2 separate regions of the Mus musculus genome follow, and region 2 is linked to region 1. The links are chromatin loops, found by intact Hi-C in ENCODE. Cell type or tissue: heart. All regions are shown on one strand. Links, peaks and the distances in the headings refer to the core of each region. The heading gives the core; the rest is flanking DNA. Region 1 holds the start of Gm30106 (a long non-coding RNA gene). Region 2 overlaps Mast4 (microtubule associated serine/threonine kinase family member 4).

What was found. A loop is a pair of places that touch in the nucleus more often than their neighbours do. Peaks named below come from ENCODE experiments on the same cell type or tissue, not always from the same donor. Only the 100,000 strongest peaks of a DNase experiment are listed, where the experiment ranks them.
Region 2: a loop joins it to region 1, with 2.1 times the contacts of the local background. A loop is called at or near these places in 2 of 42 quality-filtered maps.

The regions. Positions count from the first base shown.
Region 1 is chr13:102,900,393-102,916,300 of GRCm38, reverse strand. All of the region lies in intron 4 of Mast4 (microtubule associated serine/threonine kinase family member 4), which reads left to right. It overlaps Gm30106 (a long non-coding RNA gene), which reads right to left and starts at 8,499. Exons shown (of 4, transcript XR_382843.4): 1 at 2,558-8,499. In heart, for the core only: CTCF peaks have their summits at 6,445 (motif pointing left), 8,185 (motif pointing right), 9,734 and 9,982; a DNase peak (open chromatin) is centred at 9,930; H3K4me3 peaks cover 1,654 bases; H3K27ac peaks cover 1,590 bases.
Region 2 is chr13:102,947,949-102,963,856 of GRCm38, reverse strand. The region is part of intron 4 of Mast4 (microtubule associated serine/threonine kinase family member 4); the gene reads left to right. It overlaps Gm30106 (a long non-coding RNA gene), which reads right to left. Exons shown (of 4, transcript XR_382843.4): 4 at 7,343-7,506. Among named protein-coding and RNA genes, the nearest start is that of Gm30106, 48 kb to the right of the region's middle. In heart, for the core only: no CTCF peak of the experiment used is centred there; no DNase peak of the experiment used is centred there; H3K4me3 peaks cover 2,512 bases; H3K27ac peaks cover 5,274 bases.

The sequences.
Region 1 (15,908 bases), core at 2,982-10,981:
CCCCCCCCCACCAACTGAACTGACCCTGCTAGGACTGAGCTGACCCTGCTAGCTTGGAATCTCTCCCCACATCCAGATCTCTCTAGCTGCATTCTTTGCGTTCTTGGGCTTTGTCCCCATCGTTTTTCTGAGTGCATTAGCATCTGGCATAAGCCTCTGTTGCTATTGTAATAATTGCACCTAAGAGCCATGTGGGTAGCCTGGACCCCTGACTGCAATCACATCCTCTGAATGTTTCTCAACATCTACCATATTCACAGCTTATCTTGGGGTTAGAGACAGCTCTGGAATTTATTATCCAGGCTGCAGTTCTGGTCTATACTTGTTAAGTTCCAGTTTCTGATCAATTCTTTGGGACCAAAAAAATTGCCTTTTTTCTTTTTTTGAACCTTTAGAATCCTGCCTCCCCTGCCACACCCACCCCACTCCTGACACACACACACACACACACACACACACACACACACACACACACACTATTATAAGCAGTTCTGAATTGATTTCCATACCTTAAGATCTTCTTGTGCATTATAGTTCACACATATATTTATTAGACCTAAATATTGTTAATTTTAAAGATGTGAGGAGAAAGACCACGGCACAAATCATCACAGCCAAGTTAATTAAAACAAGCAATTAAAGCAAACTTTTTAATTTATGTACATGGGCTGCCTCCCCCTAAGGAAGCATTGGACATAGGCAAGATAAGGGCTTTTACAGATTGTGGGTAGAGGGTTTCCAAATGGGGAATTTGACAGACCAATAGGTGGGGCTACAGAAGCAGAAAGTAAAAAGTGGATCATTACAGCCTCTTGTGAAACAGAGACATGGTTGCAAGGTGGTCATAACAAGGTAGTCATAATAAAATGGTCATGACAATGGGTGGTCATAACAACCTTTTAAAAACAACATCATGGCTGCCATTTCTCAGGACTATTCAAACAGAACTATTTGTAGTTAAGGTTACAGGTGGAGGCGTAACTCAGTCCTTGAGAAACAAAGTGTAAGGGTCTGTGATTCAATGAAGAATGATACCCCTGACTCAAATAGTATGTAAATGCAAAGGCTTTTATTCTGCAGAAGAAGAGCATGCTGGGGTCCCTCATTACCAAGATAGAGAGACAACCAAGTGAGCTTGCAGGCCTGATTTAAAGCTTGTCAGGGGATTCCAGGGTAGGTGGTGACCTTTGTCTTGCTCCACCTCTGAGGACATTTCATTACCAGGCCATGGGGGCTGGAAACTTGCTGGGGAGGTCTGGAAACTGCTGCTGACCCATTGTCCTTGTCTCAGACCAGGTGGCAGGGCAGCTTCTGAGGCCTGGACTTGCCTGGACTTGCCCAGTTCTTGGCAATGGAGATTTAGGCCTCATTCTCTGCCAATTTGAACCCTGTCATGAAGTTAGCCTAGCCTTCTCAGGAGGTTTAATTATAACCAGGAATGGACCTTGTTTGTCTTTGTTATAAGATGGTATCTTAGTTTGGGTTTTATTGCTGTAAAGAAATTGCATGACCAAGGCAATGGGACAACATTTAATTGGGACTGGCATAAAATTTCAGAGATTCAGTTCATTATCATCATGGCAGGAAGCATGGCAGCATCCAGGCAGACACAGTACTGGAGAAGGAGCCAAGAGTTCTACATCCTGGCAGCCAAGAAAAGACAGTTCTACCCTGGGTAGAGCTTAAAGGTAGAACCATTAAGGTTCTCAAAGCCCACCCCCACAATGACACATTTCCTCCAACAAGGCCACACCTATTCTAACAAGGTCACACCTACTAATGGTGTCACTCCCTGTGTGCCAAGCATTCACACCCATGAGTCTAAGGGGTTTTCAAGCCTAAGAGGGAGGCAGGCTGATTTATCAATAAATGTTGTGTATCCATATACAAATGTGTATTTTCATCTTCCAAATTGCTTCTAGAACATTGGTACAGAGTACTTGTCTCCCTGTGCCCTTGCAGACATTGGATACTATCACTTTTTAATCTTTTCCAATTATGTAAAAATGATATTTGATATTTTTAACCATATTTCTGTGATAGCTATTCATGACTGGCATTCTGCTTATCCCTCCCCCATGAGTTAATATTTCTTCAAAAGCTTCTACTGGCATAAAAATGATGTGACTTAATAGAAACTCATCTGAAGCCTGCTTGAAAACTGCTTGGCTACCTTCCATGTCTTCACTGACATGTTCTCTTGCTTTGTGACAGTGTGAATCAGCTTTAACAATAGAGGAAAAGTCTGCTTATTGCAGAAACGCCATCTCTACCTCTGTCTGCATGTTTCTTTTTGGTACTTTGACCGAAACTCCTTTTAATGGATAATTCCTCTCATTTTAATGGGATAATTCTCTATACCCATGGTTATCTGACCTGGAAAAATACTCAGGAAAAGATGAACTGATAAATTAACCATAATCTTACATTACAGAAAAGGCCTTGGTGTCAGCTCTAAAGGGCTAAATATAACCACACTGACCTGCCTCAACCAAATTGTCACTTTTTATAATTGCACTGTAATTCATTCTCGGGAACTGAATGAGAAATGATGTACCTTGGACCCAGGCTTCTGGATCAAGTAGCACCATGTCCTTGAAGTTAACTCCACACTGAGATGTATTCCTTACTGACTAGGGTTCACTGATGACCAAAGAAGCACTTAGCATCTCATCCATAACTGATCCTACACCTCCACCGGCTCATAATTAAATGCATAGGCATAGGCCCCCTCCTTTGTGACATTTCAGAGTCTGAGGTAATAGATGTTCATAGTGGGTACAGTACACATAAATAATGGAATGGACTTATGGATCTGTGAAGCTCAAATAAGAGCAGGCAGGCAATGCTTTTTAAAACAAGAGTAGTGTCGTCCGTTGTTCAGGGTGTCAGGCTCTGGCAGTCACTGTGCTGCTGTTGCCTCTTTCCCTGTGAGAAAGCTCATCCTCGCTGTCTTCTTACCCTTGCTGAGCCCGACGCTTCCCATTCTTCACCTTCAGTCACCTCTCTGTCTTCCCTTCCTCGTCTCCCTTGTTTTAACATTCAGCTCAGTGATGGTATTAAAGATCTAAAGATGAAAGCGACACAGCCCCGGCCTGCAAGGAGCTCTTCTTGAAGGAGAACTGATCTGAACCAAATCTGGATATTGATAGTGACTGAAGCCTTTTCGGGTGCTGTCTGGGATAGAGCCCAGGAGAGAGATTTACCTAACCGACCGTGGGTGTCAGGCTTACACAAAGACTGCCTAGAGCAAATGGCTGCCGGGTTCCGTCTCGAGGCAGGGAAGGTCTGGTCTCGCTGTGTGTGTGAGCCTTCCTGTGTATGAGAAGAGGTCATTGACCTCAGAGAGTTGCCCTCTGTTCCGTGATTCTTTTGGTCGCCTGTTAGAGGTCTGTGTGATTTCGATTTGCTGATGTATATTCCAGACAGCTGTTTTAAAGTCGAGAAGCCTATCTGTCTTAGTTTTCTATTGCTGTGAAAAGATACTGTCGCCAAGGCAGCTTATAAATGGAAGCAGATGATTTGGGGGCTCAGTGTTCCAGACGGTTAGAGTCTATGACCATCATGGCAAGGAGCATGGCAGCAGGCAGGCAGGCAGGCAAAGTGTGCTGGAACTGTAGTGAGAACTTACATCTGATCCACAAACAAGAGACAGAAGAGGGCTCTTGGAACCTTTAAGCCTGACCCCAGTGACATATCCTCCAGCAAGGCCACACCTCCTAATCCTTCCCACACAATTCTCCCAACTGGGTACCAACGGTTTAAATATAGGAGCCTATGGAAGCCATTCTCGTTCAGATCACACCTCTCAGCTATGGATCGCCCAATAGCCTCCTTCTACCTCCTTTTCTATGTCCTTGCTCTCCTCTGGGGGGCAGAGGATGCTCTATCCATCTCATTTGTGGTCTTTTTCACAGGACCGTCCTCTGATTGACAGAGCAGAGAACTGCAAGGGTTTCCTTCCTAGAAGTGCTTCTCTGCCTGCTCTCCAGGCCTGACCCACCATGCTTATCCATCACACATGTCAAGAGGCTACTTTGAGTAGAAGTCCTCATTCCCCATCTCTGCCCATTCTCTTAGGTTCATGGGTGATACTTACTTTCTCCTATCTTTCTGCTCTTCTGCTTCTCCTAAGATCAGAATGTCTGTGGGACACATTGCATTCTCCTCCCATTTTTTGTCCCATCTCCGTTCTCCCGTCACCATTTAGAACATGTTCTTCACGCCAACCATGAGGATTATATAGCTCTCTGACGGACTATTAGGAAAGAGAAATTGACTCTTTGTCTTACCCAATAATTTTAGAACTCTGCATCTTACTTTATGATACTTCCCCACCCCCACCCCCACCCCCCACCCACCCCCACACACACCTTTTCCTAGGGTGATACAACCTGATTATTGTCTGCTATGGGTTTCTCCATTTAGATGTATCCCTACCAGTTCTTTATTGTTTATCTTTCTTATTTTTCTTTTTAATCATCAAAATCATACATGAGAATAAAGTTTAACCAACTAGGTTGCCTACTCTTCCCTGAAGAAAGAAGATATGGATCTATTACAGACATAAAGTATCTTCGACGATATTTTGAAAAATACCCCCAAAATCTGGTGAATTGTCCATACAATTTTTATTCTTGTTTGTCTTCTCTTTGTAAAAAGAAGTGCAATAGTTCCAGCACAAAAATATGGTATTACATACATATGAGCATAAGAAAGGTAGCTTTGAATTTCTAACAGTGAGTCATCTGCTCAAGTACATTTCTTTTATATATATTTTTTATTAGATATTTTCTTTATTTACATTTCAAATGCTGTCCAGAAGTCCCCCCCCACCCTGCTCCCCTAACCACCCACTCCCACTTCTTGGCCCTGGCGTACCCCTATACTGGGGCATATAAAGTTTGCAAGACCAAAGGGCCTCTCTTCCCAGTGATGGCCGACTAGGCCAACTTCTGCTTCTGTGCAGTAGCTGGATATAAAATTAACTTGTTTATCTTTCTTACAGTTGAGTATTGTAAGCATCCATTTGTTTAATAACATAAGAGAGTTTCTGTCTTCCAACTGTTCATTGTGTTTTTTGTTCTTCCTCCTGTATATAGCATCCTTTCTATTTTCTTTCTACATTTTTTCCTACATTTTATTTTGACCCCTCTTTGGTTCTATTTTTGTAGACTTTCTCATTTAGAAAAGTCAGTGTGCATATCAGACCTTTTTCCTTAAGTTCAGGAAAGAGTTTAGAAGCCGACCTAATGGACTTACAGATGTGAACCACCTTGAGCAATACTCGTTCATTTTTAGGTGCTGAACACAGGGGTAGGAATGAATCAAGAGAGTTTACAGCAGAATTGCCACTAGGCCAGGATCAGGTAGAGTCTTCATGGAAACTCTGCATCCTCCCTGGATGTAGATACACAGACACAGATTCTTAAACAGGGAGTTGAAAGCTACCCAGTCCTAACAACTTGGCCCAGAGAAATTAATCTCTATATAGTACACACAAATCTGTCCATAGATATTAGCTTTTTAATACTATTCTGTTTGGGCATGGGGCATCTGGAGGGAGAGTAAAAGATCTGTAAAAAGGACATTACGAAACATATGAGGGGAATGAGTTGCAAAGGATTAGACCTTCTGTTTTCTACCATTTTTTTTCCAGAGCTACCCTCCCAGTTGGGTGACAAACCTATCTTCCCATCCCACTTGCCTTCCTTGGAGAAGCAGTGACTGATATTGACATATTGATAAATGAATGAGCAGTCTGGATCCCAGACTATATCCACTGTTGTATTGGCTTAGTGGCTGTCCAATAAGTAGAACATCTTGCTGAGTGTCTGTGTGTTGGCCAAGACCAGCTATGTTCTAAGGCCTTCAAAGGCTCAGTTTCTTCTCAGTTCATCAGCTTTATGGCAACTGCAACTCAACTGTGCTTCCTCTCCTCTCTATATAATTATTTTGTCTGTAAGGAAATGTCAGTAATTCTGACAAATTCAATCCCATGTTTACCGACTGCCTTGCCTTCTGAATCATAGGTTACTAAATCAAGTCATACAGGTTAGAAGACAGGTTACACTTGAGTGTCACACCCACTCTTATCATCAGGGAGTGTGGGAATCTATCAAGTACTTGCTCTGTATTAGCTAATATATCGCTAGCTGTGTGTGTACTTTACCTAGTCTTACCTTTTCAGTGTGGGTAAATTCAGATCTTCCCAAACCTTTTCAGGGAAAATAATCCAATATATTTAGTTAAAATTAGTGTTGGGGTCTGGGAGGTGGCAGGCAGCACTTAAGAGCAAGTACCACTCTTTCAGAGGACCAGAATTTGGAGGTAGCACTTAAGAGCGTGTACCACTCTTTCAGAGGACCAGAATTTGGTTCCCAGCACGAATGTTGGGTTACTCATAGTGATCTGTGATTTCAGATCCTGGGTATCCAGAGCCCTCTTCTGGACTCTTTGAGTACCTGCACCCATATATGCACATTCATACTTTTAGATCACATAATTGTAAAAAGTCTTTGACATTAGCTATTAGCATCGGAAGGTTTCAGATATTCCTGAAAATGGAAAGCAGAGGTGGTGAAGAGGGAAAAGTAAAGGGTTGATTATATCAGTGGACCCATTTAAGTTGCTGCCATGCTTATAGGCAATGCCAACTAAATGAACTTTTTAGAAAGATTATGGAGGAGAGTTGGGAAGTAAAGACATCAGGTCTTACTTAAGCCCATTCAGAGCAGAATTCTCGCCCTATGTATATATCTTCACCCTCTGTGTATATGACTAAGCACTCCTCTTGGAAACTTGACTCCCCTTCCCACACCTTTTCCCTCTGTGGCTGCAACCCTAGTCGCATACAGTCTTTCTAATATTCCTGGTCAGCTAGTCAGCTATTTCTTATCCCTCAACTGCTCTCTTCTTTCATGGGGTAGATACCTGAATTCAAGATTTTTCTAGCACAATTTCAAATCCTCTCTCACAACCTTGATTGCTCTTCTATGGCACCCCTCTTCCTCAACAAGCTCAGGAAATCTTTGGTTTGTCTATGGGATGTAGAGAGGGTACTCAAAGGGGAGTTTTCCTTGTGTTTGCCTGTGATATTTCCTGAAGTCATGCTAGGACCTAAGAAATGTTTGTACTGATATCCTTGGTGACAAAGAGTTGTAAGAGAAAGCCTTCAGAATTTAATAACATTGTTGTAAGAATACTGAGAATTTAGGGTTCTGTGAGGGTATTGATGGATGTCTTCATACTGCTCAATCTTGTGTCTCATAAGAGAAAGAGTAGACGCTTAGTGGAAATGACTATTCAGCAAGCATCTTTAAAAATGTCTGTGTAAGTCTGAGCCTATTCAGTTCTGGAAATACAGAATACAGTATAATCTGGCCTTTGCCCTGAGAAACAGTCTCACAGGGAAGGCAGCAGTAAGCAGCCAAGTAAATACCACGTGGCTGCTATCTAGGAAGACCCTCTTTCAGAGCACTGGAGGGTACGGAACATGCTGGACTGCCCTTTCTCTCCAGGATGACATCATTGAGTGAAATGTTCTTTTAGATTCTTCATATTGTCAGCACTGACTCAGTACAGACATTACATGTACTGAGAGGTTTTAGATGGGTCATCTCATTTTCATTTTCATATGCCAACTCCCAGAGGTTGGTTCTGTTATGGACCAATATTATAATTAGGGAAAATAGGCAGAGATTAAATAACTTGCTTAAGGTTAGATTAAGTGTTGAGGCCAGAATCAAAGACAATATGACTCCTTTCTCAGAGGGAGACATGATCTAGAACAGTGACTCCCAACAAGAAGGCATTGGCAGTGTCTGCAGACATTTTTGATTGGCACCTCTGCTATCTAATGGAAAGAGTCTGGGATGTTGCCAAACATTTTCCAAAGTACAAGGAAGCCTGCAAACCAAAGGATGGCCCAGGCTACACAATCACTAGAGAGAAACTCAACGATTGCATGGGTTTCTTTACACTTCTCAGAGTGTACTTTATACCATTGAGAGTGGCCAGACATCTCTGGGTATTCATGAGGATCTTACAATCTGGGATCTTTTGAGATTCCAGAGACCAGTGATGTTCAAGCCTCCTAGACATGGGGCTAGAGAGATGGCTCAGCAGTCTAGAACACTTGTAGACTGAGTTCCCAGCACTCACATTTAGTGGTTCACAACTGTGTGTAATCTCAGTTTCAGGAGACAGGATGACTTCCTTGGGCCACTAGGGGGTACCTGTAAGCACACGGAGCACATGGTGGTGCACTTTAATCCAGGCAGAGGCAGGCGGATTTCTGAGTTCAAGGCCAGCCTGGTCTACAGTGTGAGTTCTAGGACAGCCAAGGCTACACAGAGAAACCCTGTCTCAAAAAAAAAAAAAAAAAAAAAAAAAAACAAAAAACAACAACAGCAACAAATAAAAAATAAAATAAAGAACATTAAAATTTTCTAACAAAAATTTTATAAGACAGAATGTGTGCGTGTGGACTCTGCATACTCCCACATGTGGCAAACCATCTCTACGTACTCTTCGATATAAAATAAAACCTGTATCCTGAGGCAATGGATGCTATAACATATTGTTTGGGGAACAAGAAAAGAGCCCACCCATCCATGTTCACTAGTCACACAATTTTATTTGCCGGGTTTGTTGTTGTTACTGTTATTTCTTTGGTTTTGTATTCTTGAACCAGGGTCTTGCTATGTAGAGCGGATGGCCCTAGAACCCAGGCAGTGGCTCGTCTCTGCTTTCTCTGAGTGCTGAGCATACATGCGTGCACCACCATACCTGACTTTATATGTTTTTAGTCTTAGTATGCTTGAAGCTGTCAAGGCAGAGGTGGCTGTGCCTCAAAACATTAAAACGCCAAAAGCCGGTGAGGGATGACTATTTGAGAAGGCAGAGGCAGCCAACCGAAGCTTTTAGGATCTTGGTAAATGTTGGGGTGTTGTTCTTGCCACTTATTGCTCAAAGCCTCAGTCTCCCCTATGTAAGATTGGGTGGGCTCTATGATTTTCTTTTATCTCTATGAGTCTCAAAGATCTGAAGAGACTCTAGAAGAAAATGGGATTGCATGTATGAGTGCCTTGTCTGAGGAATATCATCAAACCCTTTTGGAGTCTTTGGGTGAGAAACTATTTCTGTGGACCATAAGACTGAATAATATACGATATAATATTAAATTAGAAGTAACTGACTTAAATTCTAATGTTTTTCTTTATATACTTTTGAATAAACGTTTGTGACTTGGGGCGTTATTTAAATACCACGCTTTTTTTTTTTTTTTTTTTTTTTTTTTGTGTGTGTGTCTTTTTCCTCAGTGAGTAACAATCAGATTCATCCTTTTCCTGTATTCTACTCCATCAAACTCTTAACATACTGGGAGGGAAAGGAATTCATGTTGCTAAATCAGTGCCAAGTAGTCCATTTACACGTCATAGGTGATCATTAACTAGATCCATCTCTCGAATCCATGAGGCCAAACAGGTGTGCGCTGTAGTCATCGGTCAAATGGATGTAAACTCGTGAATTTTGTGTCATTGAGGTTTTCTGGTGAGTGTGGTGGCTTGGCGTGTGCATGCTTCTCCCAGACAACAGGTAGCGTCACCTCCGGAGTCATCAGGGACTTCCCTCCGAGCGCCACAATTGTGCCTCGTCCTATGGTGAATCACCCAAGCTTTCAGGTGTGCACAGCACACACTAGTGTTCCGGTGCGGCAGCTGGACTTATTTATTTATTTTTGAGGGACCGATCCATTTCAGACCCTGGGATGGGGGGGAACTGCGAGGATGCTCCAGCCCTGCGCCTGCTCCTGGGCAGAGTACACCAGGGAGCCGCTCTCTTTCCCCGAGACCCAGCTGGAGGGGCTGAGCCAGGGCCCTGCCACCCTACTTCCAACTGGATCCTACAGAAAGGTGTCAGATTCAAGTCCTCCCATAGGTCAATTTTCTAAAAGTGCTTTCAAGTTTCCATGGTGTTGGGTTTTTTTTTTCCCCCCAGAAGGGGAGGGCAAGAGCAGCTTTTGCGTTCAAATTCTTTTCCTTGTATGTAGACGCCAAAAGGAAGCTTCGTACTGGGCATGTTCGGATGTGAATGGGTTTGCTGATAAGCAACAGCCTCCCGGAACCATAGACTTAAAATAGTCCTCCTCCTACCACCCCACCCCTCCAGGAGCTGCAGATGGTATCTGCCAAACAGATGACAAAGTACCTTGGACTGAATCACACGGAGACAGCATTTTGAGCAGAACGCAGGCTAAACTCTTGTAATTACTGTTTATAGCTGGCCAAGGCTTCCTAGGAGAGGGCAAACACAAGAGGAAGTAAGTTTCCCGAACCTTTCAGATGGCTGTGCATTAATTAAAGGCCAGCACGGGAAGGGTAATTCTCAGTCAGTCTCCGAGTTGTTCCTGAGACCATAGTTCACCGCACGTTTTCTCTGAAGGGAGTGAGTAGATAATTGGGATTTTTTTTCCTTTATTTTTTTTTTCTCCCCATCTCCGTTTTGATCCCATGGCCTTGAACTCACGGTGAATTGAAGAAAGAAAGAAAGAAAGAAATGGATATGTCTGACCCCAATTTCTGGACTGTGCTCTCAAACTTTACTTTGCCTCATTTGAGGAGTGGGAACAGGCTTCGGCGCACACAAAGGTAAAAACGCGGGACCTTGCCCTGGAGCAGGGAGTGCTCTCTCTATCAGAGGCTGGGGGCTGCCGGAGCCCGGTTGCCCGGTTGCGTCTGGGATTTTGTTTGTTGGTGGCAGTTTGAAAAGTTTGTGCCTTGCCAGGGGGTCTCTGTTTCTGTAGTTCCTCTCCTTGGTGGAGCTTCTTAGGGGTTCCATGAGTGCGGGGCTCGGAATTCTTTTGCAGTGTGGATGTTCAGGCATTGCCTTGAGCCCTGCCTGGCAAAGGGGCTTTTGTCTCTGTCCCTTTATCTACTTGTATTTTTATCATTTCATACACCCAGACCTGGGCCTACGGCATTCCTTACAGAGCCTTCCATTCCTTATAGAGCCTTCCAGAGGCTCCCCCTATGTTAGATAGTCCATCTACCACTTATAAGATGCGAATCTGTGTTGCAGAGATAACCCAAGCGAGCATGATTCTCAGTGACTGCTTTTAAAGATCTGTACAACTTTGGCATTTTGACTTTTTTGTCGTTTGGCTGACATTTATTACTAATATAAAGCCAGCCTTTCATTTATAATATGTGTGTGTTATATAAAACATATTATACATGTACATATAATATATGATATATACATTATAAGTGTATATGTAATATGAGATATATCATATATGTATATATGTAGTATATGTTTATATATGTGTATATATATGTATATGTGTATATATATATTTGTGTGTGTGTGTGTATGTATATATATATATATATATATATATATATATGACAACAGATGTGGGTGGGGTACAGTTTGTTGAGAGTTGAGGTAGGGCTGACATTGCAAGTGAGAGGGAGATCAGGATGCATTTGCAGACAGCTGGTGAGCCGAAAGATTGAAAGGAGACATGCCTCATCCCCGTTTCTGTCCAAAGCAAAAAGTAGCATTAGTGTGGGTTTCAAGAACTACGCTCTCTGAAAAAGTACAGATTCTTGTTTGTTTGTTTGTTTAAATTAAAATTTGGCTTGGCTTGCACATGCAAACATGCTTGAAACAGCCCAGTCGAATAAACAGGATGCCAACTATCAGATTTGGAACTTTGTAATCTCTGTGCTCTGCTGTTTAGAGAATACAAGAAAATGGTTCTTTCTGTGCAGTAGTACCTGTAGCTATGTATAGTGCAAATGCAAATGTGAAATACTTTCAGAAACTTGGTCATTTTTTTTTCCAAATTTGCTATGTTATTTCTTGCACTTTAGAGTACTCCTTCATATATGTACATCCACAAATCACATGTCCACACACGCAGGTGTGTGTGTGTGTGTGTGTGTGTGTGTGTGTGTGTGTGTGTGTGTGTGTATGAGAGAGTGAGAGAGAGAGAGAGAGATCTGGAAGGCTTTAAAATCATATCATTAATGCAATTTGAACAGTGCTCATGCCTAAAGCACATAGGATTCATCAAGCATGTGGCTATTTTTCTTGTTCAGATAACCTCTTGGTATTGGCCCTCTCCTGTCTCTTTACACTGTGTCCTCCATGGTCCATGGTCCCAGGTTTTCAACATAACAGATAAAGTTGAGGAGCAATGCAAGGGCTCTATGAACAGGCCGTTGTGTCTTGCAGTACTAACTACTAAAGTTCTCATCTGTCCTGTTTGATTCGAGCATTTGCTATTTCCCAGCAGGGCAGGTCTGGCTGTGGCACAACTGTCCCCTTACCTGGAGCCAGTTCTTGGAGAGATAAGGAAGCCCTGCCACTACCTGTGTGTCTGGTCCTGAAAAGCAGGTGGAACCTTTTCTCCTGGTCCCCGCCCACCTGTTGCTGGTCCTATTGAACGAGTCTGAAGTGTAAGGCTGGACAGACCTGAGTTAGGATAGCATCTGGTCCAGCCTGGTCACTCCAGTTAAGTCTGATGTAACCTGGGTGAGGAGAGTTGAGGAAGGCTGGTTTCTCCCTCCCAATCATGGGCCTGTCTTCAGTTCAAGAAAGCAGAAAAATGGCTTTTCTTTTTTCCTTTCTAGGAATGTGGCATTTGGAAATTGCCCACGTCTGTCCATCTAATTATTGTCTAACCTTCCTCCCTGCTTACTGGTCTAGTATCCCTGATCCAGAATGCTTAGGACCAATGAGTTTTTGATTTCTGGTATTTTAAAGTTTGGCATGACGCCGGGCGGTGGTGGCGCACGCCTTTAACCCCAGCACTTGGGAGGCAGAGGCAGGCGGATTTCTGAGTTCAAGGCCAGCCTGGTCTACAGAGTGAGTTCCAGGACAGCCAGGGCTACACAGAGAAACCCTGTCTCGAAAATACCAAAAAAACAAACAAACAAAAAGTTTGGCATGTGTGCACAGATGTCACTGATTGAACATCCCTAATTAGAAACTACTCTTAAACCAAAACATTTGAACATACTCAAAGTTTATGATTTTTCTGGCAGTTTGGATTTTGAGTTTCCAGATGCGGGAGCTCAGCTTGTATGTAGATTTAGAATGCTGAAGGGCAGAGCCCTTGTCGCAGTGGTATGCATGTGTATGTATAAAATGCTATACATTTCAGCTGTGTCTCCCCCTAAGGATATGGGGAGTGTTATACTCACCCTGTTGTCTTCCCTTTTAGGGATATCTCTTAAGTAATCTAAATCCTGACTTTTCCAAGTCCATCCTCACCTGAAGAGTCCGTCCCTTCCAAAGGCATTCTTTACTCCTGTGCTTTGAAAGATCAGCTGCTTCTTCATTCTTACCTTAAAAACCTGAATGATGACAGATGCTGTCACTCACTGTATAAGCCAACATCATATTAGCCTTGCTGGTCCAGTATGGCACTGGCTTATTAGTCTCTCCTCTCACAGGAAAGTGTTTAAGGTTTCTCTTTTAACTCAGAGTCCTGCCTGGCCTGTAACTCCTGGAGCTCTCTGGGAAAGGGACCCCAAGATTGACTTCCCACATAGATCTTTAGGATTGGCCCATAATCCTTGCATAGCAAATACGGCACAACCATGGGAGGTACGGGTTGTCTGGACTAGTACAGCTTTGCCTTACAGCTCAGAGCTGTCCCTACCCCTTTTTGCCTTCTCCCACTTTCTGAAGACCACCTCAGTAGCACTGTTGTACTTTCTTGGGTAACACAAATCTGAACTTCAGAGACAGGCTCTTCCCAGCTTCTCAGCTCAGAACAGAGTAAACTCTGGATGCAACTTTAACTTCCTAGATTGGCAGCGATAGCATCCACTGAGCATCCCCTCACAATGGGAAGGAGGTGCCTGGATCCCGTCAGCACCTCTGTTCTAGTGCCTTTTCTCTTCCTATTGGATTAAGATCTTGGGGAGGAGGAGGTCAGGCATCCTGCAGCCCATGGGTCCTCTGGGTCACGTGCTGCTGAGTTTCCGAATGGGCCTTTGCTTGACCTGAGGTGGCCTAGAGCAGCGGTTCCCAACCTTACTAATGCTGTGACCCTTATGTTGTTGCTGCTTCATAACTGTAATTTTGCTATGTTATGAATCATTAGGTAAATGTCTGATAATGCAGAGTATATGACAAGCGACCCCTGTCGAAAGGTTGCTTGACCCTGCCACTACGCCAGCAGGCTTGGACGCGCTTGATCTTTTACTTTCATGTTCCAAAATCTGGCACGTTGTCATTGATATAATGGCAAGCTCCAAACCCAAGTGACAGCCAGATCACCAAATCACCAAAATCTTTATCCACGCCAACTCATACTCTGCTCTGCTTTAATCCCTTCAAGGAAATTCTCCTTTTTTTTTTTTTTTTTTTTTTTTTTTTTGACACTTCAACTTGTATTTTTCTGAGGACTCCAACTTGTAAAAACCAAGAAATAAAAGAAGTTTTGTTGCTACTGTTTTTTCTCCCCCCTTCAACCTTTTTGCTAAATTTACATTACTTGGAGTTGTTCTGAGTAGCAGGTACATGCAAGGATTTTTTTTAACTGTCATAATTAACAAAATATATTGACTCTTGATGAACACCTGCCTGCAGAAACATCCAGTGGAGGAGGGGGGGTTGTTCGTTCGTTTGATCATGCATATATGAGAAAGGTGGAAAATGGATTTTTTTTTCTGCCCCAACATTCAGTGCTTAAAGCTGTTGATAAGTTTGTACTCACCTCTTTTATTGAAAGACCGGTACAATTGACATCTGTTCAGTACCTAGCATGTATCTATGTGACCCAAAGCTGAAAGCCTCATGTGTGCCTTCTGCAAAACCTGCCAGGAAAGCCTTGTAAACCAGAGCTGTGGGGTATTTCCAAGGTGCAATAGGCCCCACGCATGCTCAGTGCAAAGGAGAGACTTGGATCTAGGAGTCCAGGAGAGGCACCATACACAAAAGGCCACAGTTCAGGACTTCTGAAAGATGCAGGGCTATTTCTCGGAGAGCATAGTGCCTTCCCAGAGGGAATAGAAATGGTGCGGACCAAAGCTCAGTGGCTGTGGTCAGAGAGAGGTCAGAGAGAGAAGACTGCACACATTGCTGGAGCAAGAAAGACCCTAGATGGAGCTTGCTGGGTACCAAAAACTGTAAGACAGCAATGAGGAGGCGGCTGGATCTGAATTTAGTACACCTGGGTTTATCTCTGGCCCCTGTGGTGTTGGGCAAGTTTACTTTCTTGAACTTCAGCGTCTCCATCTTTGAAATAGGGATAAGTAAGTTACTTATTGAGTTGTGTGTGTGTGTGTGTGTGAGCTTCATGACTGTTTCCTTTCATCCTTACCAAGGCTCACCCTGCTTGCCTCACATCTCTCATCAGCTCCAGCCTGGCTAATACGGCCTTTATTTTTCCTAATGCAATTACCGGCGAATAAAAACAATGAATAAATCTTAGCTGTTGACATCACCACGGTCATGACGGCATGGGTAGTCAGCAGCGTGGCTGAGGAGAGCTGAAGTAGCCTATCCTTAATCCAGTGGGGAGAGAAAGGGGGTGACTAGTGAGTGACTCTGGGGAGCTCCGGCCTGGAAGCAGGGTGAGATCTTCACACCAGTCAGTCAGTCATTAAACCATTGCATCGGCCTAGCTGAAACTTTGTAAGGTTTACAGAAAGGATCTGCTACCTGGGAGAGAAGTTAAGGATGTGAACTTCTTAACTTGATAGGAGCCAGTCAGTGAGCCATTGTCCTTGGACAAGCAAGGATTCCACCGTGGCCCTGGAAAGTGGTTTTGGCTTGAGGGCCATCTGGGTGGTAGTCAGCAAACACGCAAACGTGGGGAATGGGAGAAGGCCGGTTGGAGCGGGGGTAGTAGGGTGGGGGGGATGGATACCTGGAGTTGCTTC
Region 2 (15,908 bases), core at 2,983-10,982, 48 kb before region 1:
TTTGGGAGATCTGTCTCATAAATTTCACCAGAGACACCAAACTACTTAGATTTGACTTCTCTTTGGCCATGCGCCTCGGATGCGCGTACTTGGAATCACTTCTGGGTTAGCTTCCTCCGCTTTGCCCTCTGAGCAGCTGGGGAACCTATTTTACTGGATATTGAGACCTTTTCCTTGGCAGAGTTCTCTATCTGGGTTGCTGTTTGGGAAATGGCATGGATTCCTTAGTAATTAGGTTTCTGTGACTCAGAAATACTTCTGGGGCTCTGGCTATAAAAAGCCACTCCCCTTGAAAACAGGACTAAAGTCTCCATACACCTTCAGGTTAGTGAGATTGCTGTGAATCGGAAATGTGAAATGAGATGTAAAACAATCAGAGGGTCACCCTCCTCTTCACCTGTGCAGAGTGCTGTGAAACAGAGTCACGATGCTGAAAACAGGTCATTGATGCCAAGTGTCTGGGAGATGCCCTTGTCTCTACTTCATTGGGGTTTCCAGAACAACAAAGGCATTTGGGGGCTGGGTAGTTCTTTACTGTAGAGAATGGTGTCATCTCTGTTTTGTAGGATGCTTAGCAGCATCCTGACCACCTACTAGATGCCAGTAACAGAAATCTTCCTCCGTATCCAGAAACATAAAACCAAAACTGTCCCCTGGCATTGTAAAACCTTATTGAGAACTATTATTCAGGAGATTATATAAAAAGACCTCAATATTAGCCACGGCACTGGGTTTGTTAAAATGAATAATATCAGGGCTAGGGAGATGGCTCAATGGTTAAGAGCACTGGTTCTTCTCCCAGAAGACCAGTGTTCAATTCCCAGCACCCACATAGCAGGTCTCAGCTCTCTGCAACTCCAGCACCAGAGGACCTTCCACCCTCACACAGACATACCTGCAGGCAAAATAGCAGAACACATGATATATAAATAAATAACATATTTTTAAAAAAAAATGCATGTCACTGGACATCATTTATATAACAAGAGAAGGACCCTGTCTTATGCTTTCTGAGGCCCTCCAAAGCAATGTCAACCAATGTCCTCTGTACTTATCCCACCAAAATCATGTCACATTACTCTAGGATGAGCCTCTATAATCTACAACTTCTGCAACACACAAAGCCATTCCTTCATTTTTTTTTTTAATTGTTTCTTTGTTTGTAACTTGTTCTGGGAAATACAAGGGTAGCTGCCCTTGGTCCTGGAGATACTAGAGCCATATCACACATCATGCCTGTGTTCCAGGAGCCTCCAGTCATGCAGGTAGACAATCAAATATAGAAGAGATTAAATGGTTATAGGTGCTGAAGAGAAAAATTTGTTAAGATGAGGAGAAAGACTCACCAGGCATGGGAACATTGTGTATCCAAATGGGACAGCCAGGCAGGGTATGAAGAAAATTCAGAGAGTACAGTTAGCATGGAACATGTTTGTCCTCCTGTGGTGAGGAAATTATCTTCCAATGAGGAAGGATTTGTTTTGTTTGTCATTTTAAAGATTTCAGTCCAAAGCATAGTCACCTAGCTCTGATATTCTGTAACTGTGGTGAGACCCTCATCACGCCAGAGCAAGTCCAATAATCTCGAGGAAGCAAAGAAAGAGAGAAAGCCCGAGGGTTCTCGTCAAGAGTGTAGAGCCTATGCCCCAACTTCTTTCTGCTAGGTTTAACCTCAAAGGTTCCACCCTACCCCAAGTAGTACTACAGGCTGAGGTCTGACAGGCTATTGGGTTTCTTTAAGATTCAAACCGTAACAGAAGTACAAGGGGAATGAAGTAGATGGATGAGACATTAGTGACATAGAGTGAAGGGTTTTGGGAGGATCAGGTCAGTGTGGAGCTTTACATATCAGATATTCTGTGAGTTTTTATCTACTCCCCCACTGAGGCTTAAAATATAGGAGTAAACCATGACCGACTTTATAGCCTCTCTCTTTTCCTTTTATTTGGGACCACACCTTGATTACGTTATTTTATCTGTGACTATTTTCCTGTACATCTCTGAAAGATAAGGATTTAAGGGTAATTATGAGGTATTATACTGACGACTAATTGTCTTTCCCCAGATACGGGTATTTGTTTTTGTATCAGATGGTGATTGTTAATTGTCAGCCTGATGGAATCTCAAGGCACTTAGGAGATGAGCTTCTGGGTGTACCTGTCTTGATTGTGTTTATTAGGTAGAAAGGCCTGCCCACTGTGGGCGGTATCATTCCCTGGCTACAATCCCGGATTGTATAAGAAGACAAAGGAAGCTGAATAAGAATGTGCATTTATAGGTCTCTGCTTTTGATTGTAGGTGTGCTATAGCCAGTTATTCAAGCTCTTACACCTGAACTTCTCTGCCATGATGGAGCATATCCTTGATGTGTGCATCCAAATAAGCCCTTTCTGCCTTTAGAAGTTGCTTTTGTCAGGGTGTTCTATCACAGAAACAAAAAGGGAGCTAAAATATGTACACATATTTACACATATGTTATATGTGTACTTATTATGTGTGTATAAGTTCTATATCATTACTTTTGAAATGTCTGATTAATTATTTATAGTTTCTTTGATTTCAGAACCCACAAAGTTCATGGGTCTGGTGGTTTGAATAGGTCCAGAGGGAGTGGCCCTATTAAGTGTGCCTTGTTGGAATAGGTATATCACTGAGATAGTGGTTTCAGAAGCTGAAGCAAGGCCTGGTGGCTCATTGTCTCTCCCTGCTGCCTGAGGATCAGGATATAGACCTCTTAGCTTCTTCTCAAGCACCTGTATGCTGCCATGCTTCCCACCCTGATGATAATAGACTTAACCTTAGACCTGTAAGAGAGCCCCAATTAAACATTTTCCTTTGTAATACATGCCATGGCCATGGTGCCTTCACAGCAATGAATCTCTAAGTCAATGGATTAGTTAGTTGCTAAGTACCTTAAGCCCTTTTAGTCTAATAGGTTCAACTTTCCATTTCTTTCCCCCTTACTAAAAATAAGTGTATAAATAACTATATAAAATATTCATTTAGAACATATTACTTTAGCAAAGCTCTCATTTGCATTGGCTTTTGCTGGTCTTGCCCCTGATTCTATTTAACATGTTGTATCTCTGTGTCCTGCACATGGATCTTCTGATATAGAAGATTGGCTTTCTCCAGGGCTCCGTGGCATTTTTTGGTAAGACTGAGAAGTCTCATTGTTGCCTCAGGAGACACATAATGTCCAGTGCAAGTCTGTCTGTAATGTCAGCAGTCAGCAGGACTCACAGCCTACATCCACTGATTCATGGGCACGTAGAAAAGAGTATTGTTCTGAGCCTTTGGAATGCTGTATATAAAAGAGTCACTTCCCTATCTGTGAGATATAGCACATAGGAAAAGCAAAGTGTTTGATCCTTCCACATTTTCACATTGCTGAAGGGTCATTCTCTAGCATCCCCTAACGTGGCCCTGGCTACCTTCCTTCCCTCCTACTCTCCTTCCTTCTTTCTTAAGCTCCTGACTTCAGACAGTTGTTTTGTTGTTGTTCTTACTGCTACTTGACTATCTCATCTGGACCCAAGTGTGCCTGGTATCTAAGTCTTATTGAGAATGAGAAGGAAGCTAGCAGAGGCTTTGTTCAGAAAGGTTACCCATGGAAACCTTCAGAAAGGAAGACCACTTTGGATTTCCTATGGTCTCTACAACGAGGAGGATACCTAGGAAGAATGGTGGAAAGATCAATAGGAAATTAATCCAGCTAAGAATCCTTGTACCTTTGGATCTGGGTGGTTTCAGAAGAAAGAATGGAGAGGGACCACACATCTGACATTGGACAAAGGGTTATTTGGGATCTGAGAGTCATGATGGTGAGTCTAATTTTTAATATATTAAATTAGAAGTATTGAAAGGACATGCTAGTGAAAACAGTCCCTAGACCATTGCTTGAGAAGAAACACTTGAGAAGAACAACGTATAAAAGTTTATTGGATTGGATTAAAGTATATTTCCTAAAATGAGAATCTCCCATAAAAACTAAAGAATTTCAGAGTTTAACTATTTTTGCTATAGGTAGCTGATTTAAAATTTTTTTAATCATAACACTGATAATTTTAAATCACCACTTCTAAGTAAAATTGATCTCTTTGTGATCACTAAGCCTTCATCATTTCTTCTTCTTTTCTTTTACTCAATTAAAAAGACTTTATTTGCCTTTCCATTGCCCTTCCTGTAGAGACAAGGGTGATCTAATGGCTTCACTTCCAGTAGGATTTATTGCTTCTAAAAGGTAAAGGCTACTGACCCTGATGGAGAAGTTAAAAATACAACAATTTTCATAGAGAAAATTTGCAAATAAAGGATTGAGCAGAGTTGTGGGACAGTACATGAATATTCATCTGGGCTCAGCTCAGAAGGCTTACCAACAGTTGCTCATACCGAGAAGGTAACTCTAGGAGAAACCAAATGGAAGCCAGATAGAGTCCGATGCATTGGGGGAATCAGCCTCGGCTTTTCTCCTTGGCCCTCTGTATGGGGCCCCGTCTGAACCACAGTGCCATGGCAAGAGTGAAGATGCTGCATCTAACCTAGGCAAGGCCACTGTGTGCCTTAGCTGCTGCTCTGGCATAAGGATGGAGGATGACTTCACAGTCCCGGGATGTAGCTGTTCGAACATATCATGTCACCTGCGGTGGTGTGTGCGAGTGTGTGTGTACACGCCCAGCCTAGTAGTACTTGAAAAATTAGAATTCTTGATGAAAGAAAACTTAAGATTTTTTTCTCTTTCCCTGTTTCATTTCAACCAACCAGTGGTTGCCAAACTCTAAAACATTTTCAAATGCATCAGAGGAAGTGACTCAGATATGTTCTTCATATACAACAATAGCCCTGCAGTTAGTTCCAAGTTTTGAATACTGTGGGGAAAAAAAATGTTCCTTGAATAAATACAGGATGAAACTTTCTGGCTTGTGAAATATATACCATCTCTAACCCATGTTAGATTTTACCATGTTAGGTTTACCATTGTAAAGTATGGTCTACCGAGGTGTTCTTAAAAACAGCTTTTCAAAACTAAGGATACACGCTCCTGTCTCTCCAATTCCTAGTTGGTACTTTCCCACCACCGGGGTTGCACCCGTCCACATAAGTCTCTGCTTTAAAACATAGTTCAACTTCCCCCAAATTGGCACAGTTAGTTTATTCCTCTTTCTGCTGATGGCCATATATAGAAAAAAAATCTAATTATTTCTACCAGGCACCGTCCCTCATCGCTTGTGGACTATGAGTGATGCTGAGGAGTAACTCTGAGGAGAGGAGAAACAGAGCTTCCCTAGGGTGGCAAGTTCAGTGCCTAGGTGTCAGGGGGCGGCTGTACGGGGAGGGGGGTCGTTGACATTTTGCTTAGAGGAACTCTTTTATGTATGATACTGTTGCTTTATATTTTTCCTCCAGTCTGCACTGTGAAAAGGACTCTTTATTTCACTGAGGTAAAAAGTGGGTCTGTGAGTGTAGCGACTTTCTTTAAAAAAAAAAAAAAAAAAAATCAGAAACCAATTACTTGATATGCAGAGCTGCGAGCCTCGCTCCTTTAACGAAATCAGTGCAGTGCGCACCACAGTTAACCTGAGGAAAGCCGCTGACAGCTCTTGATTCTGCTGGAGGTGGAAGGACCCAAACTTACAGGATCCCCCCTCCCCCTTGAGAGGTTGTTAGTCCAGTCCTTTAGAGAGGTTCCTTTTGGCGCTCTGTCATCACCGGGACGCTGGCAGAGAGTGTGTGTGTCATGGTTACAATAGAGCGCTGTAACAGATATCAACCATGAAAGCCCAGCGGGAAAGACTACAGATTCCGGGGCTGACCTTGGAGTAAGTATTGTCTGCCTTTAATATTTTAATGCTTTCTGCATGACACTGGCTTTCTCATTCCGGGGACCAATAGCTATTTAGCATTTGTTTGTACTGACAGCCTCAGAGCACTGCAGTGTGAGGTGGAGGACCATGTTTTAAATGCATGGCATTTGGTTCCAGCTGATGTGCAAAGCCAGACCAAGCCGGGTTTTTTTTTTTTTTTTTCCTTGCACTGCAGTCAGAGGGAAGGAAGGCGCCGCTGCATATTTAAAGTTGCTGTGCCTCAGTTCTGGAAACATCTTAACAGCTCATTGTGAAAGAATGCATCAGTAGGCCATGGTATAGCTATGTCTTTCTCCTCTCTTGCTGTTTGTTTGTGCTCATAACGCCTGTTTCTGAAGAAAGGCCCCTGTCTGCCTTGACTAACAGAGAGCATCAGGATGGCTGGGCATGCAGGAGAAGGGTTATTTGTGACGGTCATTAGATGGGACCCACGTTTCTTCAGTGCAGCAGAATATTAATGAACTGAAGAACGTTTTGAATCCTCCCTGCAGTCTCCAGCCATGGCATGCAATGTGTTTACCTAGTTGAGGTCTGTGTTTGCTTAGCTAGTTTTTTTTTTTCTGCTTTTCTTCTTCATTTTTTTTTTCAAACCCATTAATGCATCTCACTGCCTTCTGATTTGATGCAGCGCCGTGAAAATGTCCACATCAAATTTGTGGCGCAGAAGTTAGACATCTGTGATGCAGGAAGTGTCAGCAAATTTTTATTTTAAATCTGTTAGTGGAAGATGCAGAAGCTGTGAGTGAGTCTGCGCTGACACACTTTAAAGAATAAACAGTAAAATATGAGCCTGGTAGGAAAATAAAAATACCTGTGTCATTTACAGCACAGATAGGGGAATGTGTTTTTTGGTGAAATCTTTCTATCCCCTATAATAACATACTGGACTCTCTTAAGAAGAGAGCTCTTAGGTGTCCATAATTAAGTATTCATTCCCTTTGAGTTTGTAGAGGCAAGAGAAATTATCTCCTAAATTAATACGTCAATTAATATACAACATCCTGGTGACTACTTTTTAAACCAGTCCTCCCTTTAAAGTCTCTGCTTATTTTATTCAAATAAAATGCTGGCTTATAAAAAGTTGGAGTACTCTCAGGTCCTTCTTGTCAGGTATAGTGTTTTTCCATAATAGACATAGGACTAGTATTTGCCCATTGCCCTAGTTACTTTCCCACCTGACCCCCACAGTAGCATTAAGCTTCATAATTTTCTTGGAATATCTTAGTGAGAGCTGTACGTTCTTCTACTTTTCCATTCATCCCTGGCCACAGCTTCAGGTGTAGAATCCGTAGCACTACCCTTCTACAGGAGTTGGTTTTGAGCCATGGACCCCTGTTCCCTTTGAATTTCAAAGATCCTATTTCATATTAAGCATGTTCCTCGCTCCATCTTTAAAATCTTGTCCATAACACAAGGAGACAATTTAAAGTAACTTAAAAAAATAAAATACAATTGATATATCCTGTTTTAGACTTGAAAGGCTAAGAGGTTGTCACAATTTTTATGAAGTTGCTCATGACACAGGATACAGAAATCAGCTGAGTACCAACATCTCTGGATTTTGATTGGGTATCAGATAGCTCCTCTTTGGTCTGGCCTCTATGTGGTCAATGTTAGCGTGCATCTAGACTGTTGCTTTCACCTAGGGAACAGAGATAGTAAAATACAGGATTATACTTACATGCCCTGGAAGTTTTCTCAACACCATTTACTTTCATTATTTTATTTACATTTGAATGTAAAGTTATAATATGCATGGCTAGCTTTGCATCCATTCATGAGAAAACTCACCTTTGAGTAAATTCAGTTTCTAGGCACTGTAGAGAAGCAGTAGAAATGTTAGAATGAAGTTTTAACCCTGACAGTATATAAAAGCATATAAAAAAGTATGTAATATAATTATTCGGAGACCACATGACAAGGTCTCAATTCACTAACCTAATAGGCTAGAATAGTTTAGGAATGCTATCTCCTGAGACATTCTAATTGCCTTTTGGGCGAGTTTGTTGCCTAGGCACTCTAGGATTCTGCAGGAGCATTCTTTATGCTCTGTAAATTTAGTCCAGCATCTGCCAGTTACACGGGGGCAGGTTCTGATCCCTGCTTCTTACATGTGAGATATCAAATAAACAAAAATCCTAGAAATAAACAAATTGTCATCTCATGCAGAAATTTGTGACAACTTTCTATTCCCTATAAAGTCATCGTTTTTATAAATTTCACAGCTGCTTCATAACACTTCACCTCACACATCATACATGCTTCTGTCTGGAGACAGCATGGCGTGAGGGCCCATGCATGGCTATTTTAGGACAGGAAAGGACAGATAAGACTCTGATGGGCATAGAGAAAATGCTTGATGTATCTGTGAGCATTCCTGAGAGGTTTCCAATGAGCTGCTAAGTTCAAGTACAGTACATTTAAAAACAGCAAGCTTCCAAAGTGCTCTGATGGCAGAAGGAATCCAAATCCTTAATTTGCCAAGACCTGGAACCAACCTGGAGAATGGTTTTAGAAGCTATCGAGCTTCATTGGAACCCCTTAGTAAATAGGTGGAAATATATTGAGCAATGTCACACTTCAGTTTGTGACACATGCAGCCAACTCTCAATTATACACACAATGGGAGACAAAGATAATATTAAACTTTTTCAAATAATAGTGAACTTTAAGGTTATATGGCTACTGTTTCCAATTCTCTGTGCCACCCAATGGTGCTGTGGAGCTGGCTTGAAACCTCTCCTATATAGAGAGCTTCATTCCTAGACCCTTCGCTCTCAGGTAAGAGCACATGATATAATGTAGAACCATGATCCAGTAGAGAGGCAGTCAGTGTGTTCTTTAAGAAACACATGGTTCTCAGGAGACGGCTATATCAGGTTACTGATATATAGCCGTCTCCTGAGAGACTCTGCCAGTGCCTGGCAAATACAGAAGTGGATGCTCACAGTCATCCATTGGACAGAACACTGGCTCCCCAATGAAGGAGCTAGAGAAAGTACCCAAGGAGCTGAAGGGGTTTGAAGCCCCATAGGAGGAACAACAGTATGAACTAACCAGTTACCAACAGAGCTCCCTGGGACTAAACCACCAATCAAAGAAAATACATGATGGGACTCATGTCTCTAGCTGCATATGTAGCAGAGGATGGCCTAGTCGGTCATCAAGGGGAGGAGAGGCCCTTGGTCCTGTGAAGGTTCTATGCCCCAGTATAGGGGAATGCCAGGGCCAGGAAGCAGGAGTGGGTGGGTTGGAGAGCAGGGGGAGGGAGAAGAGGATAGGGGGATTTTCAGAGAGGAAACTAGGAAAGGGGATAACCTTTGAAATGTAAATAAAGGAAATATCTGATAATAATAGAAAAGAAACACATGGTTCTAAGACAGGAGTCAGAGTTGCTCACTTCCACCTAAGAGTTAGTAGCAGAATAACTTATTCTCAGTCTGTTCTTTGTCATGTAAAAATAATTGGGAATTGACAAGGGTCAATGCTGTTTCTTTTTTCTTTTGGTAAGATCTATTGATAAAATTGTTGATGTAATATTAGTGCTAGGAAGATGGTCCAGAGGGCAAAGTGGTTTTTTTTCTGTTTTGTTTTGTTTTGTTTTCTGTATAAGCACAAGGACTTAAATTATGATCCCAGAACTTTTGTAGGAGTCGAGCCTGGAGATGCATGCCTATAACCCCAGAACTAGAAGGCTGAAAACAAGAGAAACCCAACCCAGGGGCCAAAATGGCAAGCCCCAGGTTCGGTGAGAGACACCAGATCAGAGAAATACAGGGAGAGCAATGGAGGGCTAAGTCCTAAAGAGAACCTCTAGCTTACACACAGGCAAGCATACCTGCATACACATACGTGCGTGCCTATCACACACAAGAAGGAAAGAAAAGCATAGTGGGTGTTTTTACCTCTCTACCAGTGGATAGGCATGGGGCCAGAATCACAAAGGAGAAATGCATCTTGCTGACTGCCTTGTGATGAATACTTGAGAGTTGGCTACTAAAAGTGTTTAGTGGTTTGGATGAATTTGAGAAGCAAGTATTACAATGGCCCAGTGATTGCTGAATTGGGGGGAAAAAAAAGAAAAGGAAAGAAAAATTTCTCTGAAATAAAAACTAGTCTATAGACACTCTTAATAATTTTTCGAAGTTTTTTTTTTAATTACAAATATACGCATGATGAACCCTGTTACCATTGCCCTTAAGGCTTAGGGAAAAATGAAACAAAACAAAAAACAAGCAAACAACAACAAGAACAAAATAATCCTGGGTCATTGCTAAAAGGAAGATCTGCTTCTCTCAGTATTTAAGAACACATCTGTCTTACATGAACATGTGAATGTCTGCTGTTCTAAAACGTCAGGATTTTAACCTGTTTATCTACATTGTCTGATGACCACTTCCCTCTACTTCTGCTCTAGACTCATCCGTGATTCCCAATGTAGAAAGCTTATAGTCAATGTATATTCCATAGAAAATAACATTAGATTGTCTTTGACGCACAGAAAAAAAAAAATCGCTATGGCGATATCAGACCAGTTGCTTTGTGACAAAGAAAAGGCTCAAAGAAAAATGGCAGCCGTGGTTTTTAAATGCAATTTTCCGCAGGAAGTTGCCTCCTTATTCTGTACTCTAGAGCCGAAAGGGGCAAGTGATTAGATGATGACCTGATGCTGTTGGTAATCAGGTCCTGGTGATTGGGCCCGAGGGGAGCTCATCCCTCCAGTGAGCTGTGCTATTTGTACTGCAATCATTTCTCCCACTCGGAATGATGTTATTTTAACTTTCAGTCTCACTCCAAGGAGCCTGAGTCCCACCCCATCCAGCCCGGGCAGCCCCTGTAGTCCTCTCTTGACCTTTCACTTCTGGAGGTAAGCGCACCCCAGGGCCTGTCAGGACTGCTTTATCTTTGAGTCCTCGGGGCCCACCCATGTCACACATGGGAACCTCCTGTCGAATTGGTGCCCTCCTGGGCATTGGTAGATTTTGCTCCCTGGGTTGCTCCTTCCATGCAATGCATCTTCGGGAACATCACTGGTCTTGGGTTATAGCTTGCCTGACTCCCATATGAAAAGTTCTCCCGAGATTTTCGCGTGAAACAACTTGGATGAGGAATCAGGGCAAAGAGTGGGGCACGGATGTAATCAAAATATATTGGATGAAATTCTCAAAGAATTCTTTTCTTTCTTTAAGAAAAGAAATGATTTTGGATTAATTTTGTTGTCAAGTTTTGGTCCTTCTCTTAAGATGATATAATTTATTACAATTCCCAGGAAAATTCCCTAATTTATGTTATATCACACTATGTGTGTCCCTACAAACTATTTGAGACACTCTAATTTATGGGATAAAGTATTTATTAAAAGGAGTTGTATTCTTTAAAAATCTTTTTTTTCTAACTCTGACCATAAATACCCCTAACCCATAGGCTGATTTCCATTCTTCTCGTTCATTAAAAACAAAACAAAACAAAACTGTGTCTGTGTTCTCTTTGTCACGGTGACAAAAGTGCCGGACAACTTAGAAAGAGGCAAGGTGTATTTTGGCTCCTGGTTTCAAGCCATTACTGTGGAATCTGAGAGAAAGAATTAATTAACTATGGAAGTGAATTAATGACTGAACTTCGTTTCATTTCCTGCCGACAGGACTACACTCATTCCTAGGAAAAAGAGACAGAGAATAGCTTTGTATAACGCCTTCTGTGGCGACCCTGGCATGAGGTAGAAGGTGATGGTGGGAAGCAAGCTGAACACGCCCTGACAGTAAGGAAGCAGAGGGGAATGAGCAGGCTGGGACCTCAGTGTGCCTTCTGCTCTCATCAACTAGGCCCCGCCTCCTGTAAGTTCCCAACATCTTATAGTGACATCAGCAGTTAACCAAGATCAGCACTTACACGTTGGGGGACATTTGGACAGCCTGCTGTAAAGATTGCATGGTAGAAAATAATAATATTTACTGTATTATGCTCTATATATTCTAATGGAATTTTTAAATTTTGGTATCACGATGTCTCCATGTGTCTAACAGAATATTACCCAGAGAACTCCACATACTTGTTCGTTTTCATCTTAAGGAAGAAAGTAGAGTCAGTCTTTTAATTGAAGTAGACTTTCAGTTGGAAAGGGCAGCATATTAATCACAGTAATTGAAGCTCTATTTTCTTTAAGCAAGTGAACACAATTTTGTCATTCCTAGCTAGTGCCTTGAAAGCCCTAACTTAAAATCTTTGGATGGTATTTTCATAGTTTTACACATTTGTTTCTGTCATGTTTCTAAAATAAGATTGAATGAAAAATGTGTGGGGAAAATTGACTAGAGAGATGAATTAATGACTTTGAACTTTGGTTCTAGTGCGCTAGTAGGATTGTATTTATAATTATAAAAAGCAAATTTTCACTTGAAAGTTATATGTAATAATTTTTATAAAGCATCATCTAGATCCTAAAACATAGGAAAATCTTTTTATTTATCTGGAGAATTCCACTGCTCTTGTAAGCTGTCGAGGTATGGTGATCTACGCATGAGATATGGGAGTTTCTTCAGGGTACTCAGACCTCTCTGTGTCTTTCATAAACCAGTATGCTACTCAAAATGCAAGCAGTCGAAATGCTGTGGTAGTAGAGGAAGGTAATGTCGAAGAGTGTGGGGGAGAAAAATTTTATGGAATGAGTGAGTGTATTTTAGCTGAACCACAAGACATCCTGAAGGTTTGGCATCAACTATGCCAAACAAAGCAAAACAAAAAAGAGCAACTCTAGGAAGTAAGAAATTATTTCAGTGTCTGTCCTGGCCTGAAGGGACAGGTCAGCAGATAAAGATGCTTGTTGTCAAGCCTGAATACCTCAATTTGATCCCCAGGACTCAAAGGGTAGAAAGAGAGAATTGGCTCTTGTGAGTTGTCCTTTGACCTCTGTGTGTGTTATGGTTTGTCCTCTCTCTCCCTCCCTCCCTCCCTCCCACTCTTCTCCTCTTCCCCCCCCCCCCCACATACCTTTCTCCCAACCTCCTCCCATATACCCTCACATATACACATCTTTCCACCTCCTGATACACATGCACACATACACACACATTCTCTCTCTCTCTCTCTCTCTCTCTCTCTCTCTCTCTCTCTCTCTCTCTCTCTCTCTCTCACACACACACACACACACATACACACACACCTTTCTCCCAACCTCCTCCCATATACCCTCACATATACACATCTCTCCACCTCCTGATACACATGCACACATACACACACATTCTCTCTCTCCCTCTCTCTCTCTCTCTCTCCCTCTCTCTCCCTCTCCCTCTTCTCCCTCTCTCTCTCTCTCTCTCAAATAAATATAACAATCTTTTGAAAATCATGGGCTGATCGTCTAGTAGGAGGGTGGAATGGAAGAGAAATAGAGTTGTTAGAGAGAGATTGTTAAGGATTAGAACTTGACTCTGGCAGTGAAGGTATAACTCGGTTGGTAGCATGCTTACCTAGCAGCATGGTACATGAAACCTACATCTGATCCCCATCACCACATAAAACTGTGCGACCTATCATTCCTGCACTCTGGTAGCAGAGACAGGAGGATCAGAAATTCAGAGTTGTTCTCAGCTCCATAGCAATCTCTAGGCCAGCCTGGGAGATAAGAGACCATCTCAAAAATTTTAATTTGATTTGGGGCCTCGTTATGCAGAACCTTGACTACTAAACTAAAAGCGTGTCACTCGCCTCCACCCGCCACTGTCAGCCGCAGGGGAGGATTGCTTCTGACTACAGAGAAAGATGCTAACGGACAGAGAGAGATTTAATAGCTTCAACTCAAGCTGATGTCTCGCACCTGTCCCCTGTCAGTGACTTCAGACATCCGCACTGCTGTGAAATCATTTAGATAGAATTTTAATTACCTGGTTTAGGTAGACCTCGTGACCTGCATTTAGATTCTTTTATTTCCCATGTGCCTTGCTCAACACTTGGAATGCAGTAAACAACTGGAGAAAGGTTTGTTAAAGAGTAGATGAATGCACGAGAAGCAGAGAAGTATTAACTAGCGAACAAATCAGCCACCCGAGCGGAACAGCTTAAATACAAAGAGCTGTGTTCACCGCCAACCAGCCTAGGACTTTGGAAAGGATCTGCTCCATCCAGGGACCAGTGGTGTCTGCAACACATCCACCTTCAAGGATGTCTTGATGGATTGCAAAGTTCATAGAGAATGGAGCACAGTGGAAGCTGTTGCACATTCCCTTACTAAAAAATGCAGTGTTCTGGTCACACCTAATGAAATAGAGCCTACTTGGAGTCAGGAAAGGGACCAAACAGGTTTGGAGAACAGTTAGCAGTCTTTGTCACAGATGTTGATGGAAGAGAGGTGTATATTGTAGGTATTCAGTAGTTAATGCTCAATGATTGATGGAAACTGAGGTCTCTAGGATGGATGGATGGATGGATGGATGGATGGACCGGAACCCAAGAGAGAACAATTAGGGAGGCAGGACCACATACTAGTGATGACTCTGCCCTAGAACGCATAAAGATTGTTCTAGAGAGGGTTATGTGATTGGCAGCTTGTTTATAAGTGTCTCTGATAGTTTGTTCCAAAATGATGGTCTAATATTATAAATTGTAGGAATTTAATTGTGTTTATGCCTTTTGGGGAAAAGCGCATTTATTGTACCTTGGCACTGATGACATTCTTCTCCCTTGGCTGCGAGGGGTCAGATTTCTCCCCTGTGCCTTTCCTGTGTGTAGATGGGAAGGTGTAGGGAAGAGTGACAGCCATGCCCTTTGGAGGTGCTGACACAGACTTTCTAAATATGGTGGTGGAAGGTTCTGCTCCTTTCATGGTAAGCCCTGGGAGGCAGGCTGTGCTGATGGCTGAGTCAGCTCTCCATCTCCAGCAGGTCCCTGTGGGCTTCTCCAGGTCAGCCTTCTGGGGTACTGGCCAGAAATGAGAGCCACAAGCTCCAAGTCAGCTCTCCTGACGAGGAAGCTTTCTGTCTGGGAGATGAGGCCCAGAAGTGTTGTACCTGATGTGCCAGCAAAGTGACTTCACTCCTTGTGAGAGGAAGACTTCCTTAGGAAGCTTTCTGGGAATGGACCCACTCCCCAGACAGCCAGTCTCAGGGAAGCTAAGATGCCCACCTAGCTGGAAAGAAGCAGAGTACGGCCCTGCACTAACAGAACATAGGATTGCGTATACCAAGAGGTCCTTTCTTTCTTCAAATTTTAAAGTTTTTGTCTGTTTGTTTTTTTGGTCCAGCCATGCTGGGGGAAAAGGTAATAGCAATGCATACCTTAGTTCCTAAATAAAATATGTACTTAATTCTGAACACCAGTTTCTCAGCTACTAGTGTGACAGATAGCACCTTGAGGGCCTTAAGTGTCCTTAGTACATGTCTTCCCTCTCCACTTCTGAGACAGCTATTGCAATTCCCCACGATCCCAGCACTTAAAATACTCTCTTTCTTCTCCATGCTTCCCCCAAGTCCTTCCTCTCACCCATAAATGAAATCACACACGCTGAACTCCCCGTCCAGTAAGGCACTCGTTCCAGAGGGCAGTGTCCATTGTGCTGTAAACTCCACCAGGAGAACACACCTTGTCTGCTTGCTCACACACACAGTCATCCTCCTCCGTAGTTCTGATATATGCAGGAGAGGCTCCAAAACGGGGATCAGCTGAGTGAGTGCCTGGGAGTATTGCCGAGGACTTGAGTCTGGTCTGATTTTTATATTTATATATTGTATGACATAGCATGTTCTGTATTAGGTGTGTCTGAGAGTGGTCTTGACCGCTTGAAACAGAGAACTGGAATTGTGGTTCTTCCACAAATTGTTAAGTTTCAGCTGTCCACACATAAACCCTGACCAGGGAAGAGCAGCCATCAACACTTGACTGATGAAGACTATGCTAGAGACTGTGCCTGACGAATGTGAGGGGCGTGAAACATGGTCTAGAAATCAAGGCCTGCTGCACTGAAGAAGAGAGTTAGAGTAGACACTCTGGAGGGAGAGACTGGTCTGCCTAACTTTTTACCGTCTTTCAAGTACCCAGGACAGCACCTCGGAT